2 separate regions of the Homo sapiens genome follow, and region 2 is linked to region 1. A link is a contact called in ENCODE Hi-C or POLR2A ChIA-PET data. All regions are on one chromosome and are shown on one strand. The core of a region is the stretch at or near the end of the contact, and the rest is flanking DNA. Distances in the headings are between cores, read along the strand shown.

Region 1 (3,084 bases), core at 560-3,059:
TGCGATATTGGGAGTAATATAATTTTATCCCCTCCTCCTGGGTAGTAGGAACAATATCACAGGGGTGTTTACATTCCCTGCGATATTGAGGTATTGAGAGTAATATCATCTTCTCTCCTCCTGGATATTAGGAACTATATCACGGGGGGGAGGGGTGTACACCATCTGCAAATTTGAAAGTAATATAATCTTCTTCCATGGATATTAGAAACGATGTCACAGAAGGAATGTACACTTTCTCTGATATTGGGAGTAATATTATCTTCTCCCCGCCCCCCCGGGTATTAGGAACAATATCGGGGGCTGGGGTGTGTACGCCTCCTGTGATATTAAGAGTAATAGTTTTTCCCCTGGATATTAGGAAAAACATGAGAGGGTGGGTGTACACTCCCTGCAATATTGGAAGTAATATCATCCTCCATCCTCAAATATTAAAAACAATATCCCAGAGAACGTGTACATTCCCTGCGATATTTGGAGTAATATTATCCCCTACCCCCGCTAGATATTAGGAACAATATCACATAGGAGTGCACACCCCCTGCGATATTGGGAGTAATATAATCCTCTTTCCCCTTGGATATTAAAAACAGTATCACAGAGGGGGTGTACGCCCCCTTCGAAATTGGTAGTAACAACATACTCTCCCTCCCGGGATATTAGGAACAATATTACAGGGTGGGTGTACACTCACTGCAATTTTGGGAGTAATATCATCTGCTCCCTTAATGGATATTAAGAACAATATCACAGGCGGGGTGTTTTCCCCACCTGCGATATTGGGAGTAATATCATCCTCTTCCCACCTGAATATTAGGAATAAAATCACAGGGAGGGTGCACACCCCCTGCGATATTGGGAGTAATATCATCCTCTCCCCTCCTGGATATTATAAACGATATCACAACGGGGGGTGTACACCCCCACGATTTTGAAAGTAATATCATCTTCTCCCCAACTGATACTAAAAACATTATCACACGGATGTGTATGCCTCCTGCAATATAAAGAGTAATTTCATCCTCTCCCCTCCTGGATATTAGGAAGAATATCACGGGGCGGGGCTTTGTACGCCCTCTGCAATATTGGGAGTAATATCATCTTCTGCCCCCTGGATATTAAAAACAATATCACAGAGGGGGTATGCAACCCCTGCGATAGTGGGAGTAATATCATCCTCTCCCGCCCTGGATATTAGGAACAATATCATGGTGGGAAAGGTGTACACGCCGTGCGATATTAGGAGTAATATCATCCACTTCCCCTCTGGATTTAGAAACAATATCACAGGGGAAGTGTACACCCCCTGCGATGTTAAGAGTAATATCACGGCTGGGCGCGGTGGCTCACGCTTGTTATCCCAGCACTTTGGGAGGCCGAGGCGGGCGGATCACGAGGTCAGGAGATCGAGACTATCCTGCCTAACACGGTGAAACCCCGTCTCTACTAAAAAAAAAAAAAAAAAATACAAAAATTAGCCGGGCGCGGTAGAGGGCGCCTGTAGTTCCAGCTGCTCGGGAGGCTGAGGCGGGAGAATGGCGTGAACCCGGGAGGCGGAGCTTGCAGTGAGCCGAGATCGCGCCGCTGCACTCCAGCCTGGGTGACAGAGCGTGACTCCGCCTCAAAAAAAAAAAAAAAAAAAAAAAGAGTAATATCATCCTCTCCTTCCCTGGATATTAGAAACAGCCTTACAGAGAGGTGTATACCAACTGTGATCTTAGGAGTAATATTATCCTTTACCCCCCTGGATATTAGGAACAATATCACAGAAAGGTTGTACAACATCTCGATATTGGGAGTAATATAATCCTCTCCACTTCCGCATATTAGAAACAATATCACAGGTGGGGGTGTACATCCCGTGCGTTATTGGAAGTAATATCATTTTCTTCCTTTCTGGATATTCAGAACAATATCACAGGAGGGCTGTACACTCCCTGCAATATTGCGAGTAATATTATCCTCTTCGCCCATGGAAATTAGGAACAATATCACAGGCAAGGTGTACACCTCTTGAGATACTGAAAGTAATATCATCCTTTCCGAACCTGGATATTAGGAACAATATCACGGGGAGTTGTATACTCTCCGCGATATTGAGAGTAATATCATTTTCTCCCTGCTATATTTTAAGAACAATATCACAAAGGGGGTGTACAACTGCTGCAATATTGGGAGTAATGTCATCTTTTTTCTTCTGGATATTAGGAACAATACTACAAGGGATGTGTACATCCCTGCAATATTGAAAGTAATATCAACCTCTGCCACCCTGGATATTAGGAAAAATATCACAGGAGGGGTGTACACCCCTTGCATTACTGGGAGTAATATTATCCTCCCCTAACCTGGATATTAACATCACAGGAGGGGTGTACACCCCCTTCGATATTGAGAGTAATATTATCCTCTCCCTCTCTAGATATGAGAAACCATATCACAAGGTGAATGTACATTCCCTGCAATGTTGGGAGTAATATCATTCTCTTTACCCCTGGTTTTACACCCCCTCTGATATTTGTACTAATAGTATCCTCTTCTGTCCTGGATATTAAAAACAATAGCACAAGGTGGGTGTACACCCCCTGCAATATTGGGAGAAATATTATGCTCTCTTCCCCTGGATATTAGAAACAATATCACAGAAGGGGTGTACACCCCCTGCGACATTGGGAATAATATCATCCTCTGCGTCCCTGAATATTAGGAACAGTGGTTCACCCCCCTGTAATATTGGGCATAATATCCTCTCTCTCTCTCTCTCTAAATATTGGGAACAATATCACAAGTGAGGTGTACAGCCCCGGTGATATTGGGTGTAATATTATCCTCTCTCACTTTGGATATTAGGAACAATACGAAAGAAGGTGCATACACCCCCTGCGATATTGGAAGTAATATCATCCTCACTCCACCTGGATATTAGAAACATTGTCACCTGGGGGTTGTACCCCCCCTGTGAAATTGGGCATAATATCATTATTTTCAACTGTGGATATGACGAACAGTATCACAGAAGAGGTGTATGACCTGTGCGATATTGAGAGTAATATCATCCCTTCCCTTTTTGGATATTAGCAACAA
Region 2 (3,129 bases), core at 277-2,776, 36 kb before region 1:
GGCTTACTGCAACCTTTGCCTCCCAGGTTCAAGCGATTCTCCTGCCTCAGCCTCCCAAGTAGCTGGGACTACAGGCGTGTGCCAGCACACCCAGCTAATTTTTGTATTTTTAGTACAGACGGGGTTTCACAATGTTGGCCAGGATGGTCTTGATCTCCTGACCTCGTGATCCACCCACCTCGGCCTCCCAAAGTGCTGGGATTACAGGCGTGAGCCACTGTGCCCAGCCTGAGCTTCAAAGTTTTAATCACCCTGGCCTCTTCCCTTTGTTCCCTCAGCTGTAGGGGTGGCAACTGCATTCTGCAATTGCTACCTCTGTGGTCCTTTAGAGTTCTCTTTTTGCTCTTTTAGTTACCTAATTAGCAACTTTATAATTACTTAAAAATCCTTTATATTTAATTCTTTCCATACACTGGTGTGGTTTCTGTCTCCTGACTGGGTCTTGCCAGTTACAGAAGTGCAGCTGTGTTTTTTTTGAAAGGTGTCAGGTTTGGTTTTGAGAATATTGAATTTGCAATGACAGCGGGCTATTCAAGTGGAGATAACTTGTACATAGATCAACTATGGCCCTGGAGTTTGTGGGAGAGACATGATCTGAAAACGTTTTGTTCTCGTCAGCACTGATGTGGTCACAGTAACTATGATTGCTTGAGCTCTTCGGGTGAGTGGTGTGAAGTGCCAAGAGCAGATGGCTGAGAACAGCCTCACAAAGAAAAGGTGGCAACATTTTTAAAAATCACAAATTTGAAGATACAATGATGAATTTATGATAAAGTGTTGATAAATGAAGCTCATACCAAGATATTTTTTCTGGCTACACTTAAATTCTTACCCAGCCCATGTTTCGAAGTGTGTACCAATATTGAGGCTATCCTTACAAAGCAAAAGCCTAGGTTCCCTGGAGCTCTTACTTTTCCTCTAGCACCACTAGGGAAAGCCACCAGGTCACAGTGAAGACAGTAATTTATCCTTCCTTCTTTTGATTCTGCAAGTCTACTATCAACACTATAGTGGTACTGCAGAAAGATATAAAAGTTATAAGAAAATTTTATCATCTTATCAGTGGGACTCTCCCCATTACTAACCAGCTATTTTTTAAAATGTCTTTTAAAAAACTTTTATTTTATTTTACTTTTTTGTAAAGACGGGGTCTCACTATGTTGCCTAGACTGGTCTTGAACTCCTGGCCCAAAGTTATCATCCCTCCTCAGCCTCCCAAAGTGCTAAGATTACAGGCATGAGCCACCGAGTCTGGCCTTTTAAAATGTCTTATCAATTTATTCAAACATCTACCGAGTAGGTACTGACACCTGGTGTCAGGTGTCCATTTCTTTGCAGTTTCCTGCCCACCATTGTTCTAAGCCTTTTCTCTCCTGCACCCTCCTCTTGGTGCCCCTCCGTGCCCCTTCTCCTTTGACAGGGGCTATCTGTTACTTTGCTGGCAAAATAAAGACCATGCGAGATAAGCCTTTTAATTCCAAAACAACTCTGTGGCAATTTCTTTCTCTTCCCCATCTTAGGCGAGGAACTGAACTTCCTCTTTCTAAGTTTAAACTAACCTTATGTTTTCAGTCCTCTCTGTTCTCTCCCTTTTCTCCCTGGTGGGTGCTATAACATCTGCAATCAAAGATTTTCTGTCTTAATTATCTTCTTTTTGTCTAGCTTAAGCACCTTTAATTTCTTCTTCTCTCCTCTGCCTGCAGACATAATCCTTTTTCCTCCTTGCTGAAAAAAACAAACAAAAACCCCAAACCCCAAAGCCTTCATTTGACCTTGCTGCAATTTTTATCCTAATTTCCTCATCCTTTTGTTGTTACATGTTTTGAGGACAGAATTCCATTTTCTCAATGCAGAGTCACTCCTTGTTCTGCCCTCTTGACGTCTGCTGCTCCCTCAGCCCTCATCTCTGCCACTCAAACTGATTGCTGAAGGCAACCCTGGGTTCCTCATCCTGAGGCGTGGCGGATTTTTCTCATCCCTCATTGTCTTAGATTTCTCAGTGGTATTTGACACTGTTGATTATCTTTCTTTCTAACTCTCTCCTTTCATAGTTTTCATAGAACAACATATAATTTTCTTCCCATCTTTTGTAACCTTTCGAGACAATTTGGATGACTATATGTGCTGAGCTTAAATTCCAACATATCTACTGCAGTTTGTTGGGGGCATGAAGAAATAATGGTGTCACCGAAAACTGATTGCTGCTAAGATAGGCTTTGTATAATTTTGTCCAATGATAAAATCAACTAGGGGTCTGTCTTCAGCTTGAGAGGTCTTACTATTTGATTGTGTCAGAAGTTGGCTAAAGTAACCAGTCTCATCAGAGAATAGTGCTTGTTGTATAGTCTGTCCCTTGAACCATGCTAGCTAGCTAATCCCTAACACATTTTGCCCTTCCAATCCCTTTCATTCCTCCACGTTTTAACCTTCCAGTTTCTGATCTAGATACATTAATTCATTGTTTAGGATACGATCAAGTTCTATCTTCTGACTTTTTACGTTTATGTCCCAGTGGCATGTATTGGTTTTATTCATTAAACTTAGAGTTCTGGAGGTTTTTCTGCCCTAAGTGTAACACACAGTGCTCTATATAAGAACAACAACAACAACAAAAACAAACCCACTTCATTTGACAGGCTTTTCTCTCTTCTTTCTTTTTTTAATTTTTAATTTTTTTTTTTTTTTTTGAGATGAGGCCTTGCTTTGTTGCCCAGTCTGGAGTGCAGTGGTGCGATCATGGCCCACCACAGCCTTGACTTCCTAGGCTCAAGCCATCCTCCCTCCTCAGCCTCCCAAGTAGCTGGGACTACAGGGGTGCACCACCACACACAGCTAATTAAAAATTAAAAAAAAAAAAGAAATGGGGTCTCACTGAGACAGCCAGATGGGAGGTGGTCCCTGGAGAAACTCCAACCAGCCTGCCAGCTGAGGTGGAGCCTGGGGAAGTTCATGACTTTCGCAGCGGGGAGGAGCCTGGCCCCTCTTCCTGTGTGGAACCTGAGATTCAAAGGGTGGGTGGGATGCGCTCTAGCAGGGGGCTCTGGCCTTGCGGAGGATCCTTGTTTCCCCCTTTTATTTCCCTTTTCATTCAGTAAAACCCTACTTCACTCACCCTTTAAACTGTCTGTG

What was found. Hi-C counts contacts between places; a loop is a spot of excess contacts on that map. ChIA-PET counts read pairs that join two places held with the same protein, here RNA polymerase II (POLR2A). Pooled maps may share reads with other maps.
Region 2: a map of B cell shows a loop between it and region 1 (5-fold over the local background). The contact joins two enhancer-like sites. A Hi-C loop is called at or near these places in 2 of 168 maps with a recorded cell type or tissue (B cell and endothelial cell of umbilical vein), 1 of 37 single-sample maps with no recorded cell type and 12 of 50 pooled maps. POLR2A ChIA-PET finds 5 or more read pairs at or near these places in 5 of 52 experiments (GM12878, PC-9, Panc1 and 2 more).

The regions. Positions count from the first base shown.
Region 1 is chr14:22,711,741-22,714,824 of GRCh38, reverse strand. The region is part of intron 2 of OXA1L-DT (OXA1L divergent transcript); the gene reads left to right. Among named protein-coding and RNA genes, the nearest start is that of OXA1L-DT, 53 kb to the left of the region's middle. Within about 2 kb of position 1,809, at least 3 of the 41 ENCODE cell types and tissues checked have a DNase peak (open chromatin) inside an H3K27ac peak, as active enhancers do; they include GM12878, where a contact is called at or near this core.
Region 2 is chr14:22,747,193-22,750,321 of GRCh38, reverse strand. All of the region lies in intron 1 of OXA1L-DT (OXA1L divergent transcript), which reads left to right. Among named protein-coding and RNA genes, the nearest start is that of OXA1L-DT, 18 kb to the left of the region's middle. Within about 2 kb of position 1,526, at least 4 of the 41 ENCODE cell types and tissues checked have a DNase peak (open chromatin) inside an H3K27ac peak, as active enhancers do; they include GM12878, where a contact is called at or near this core.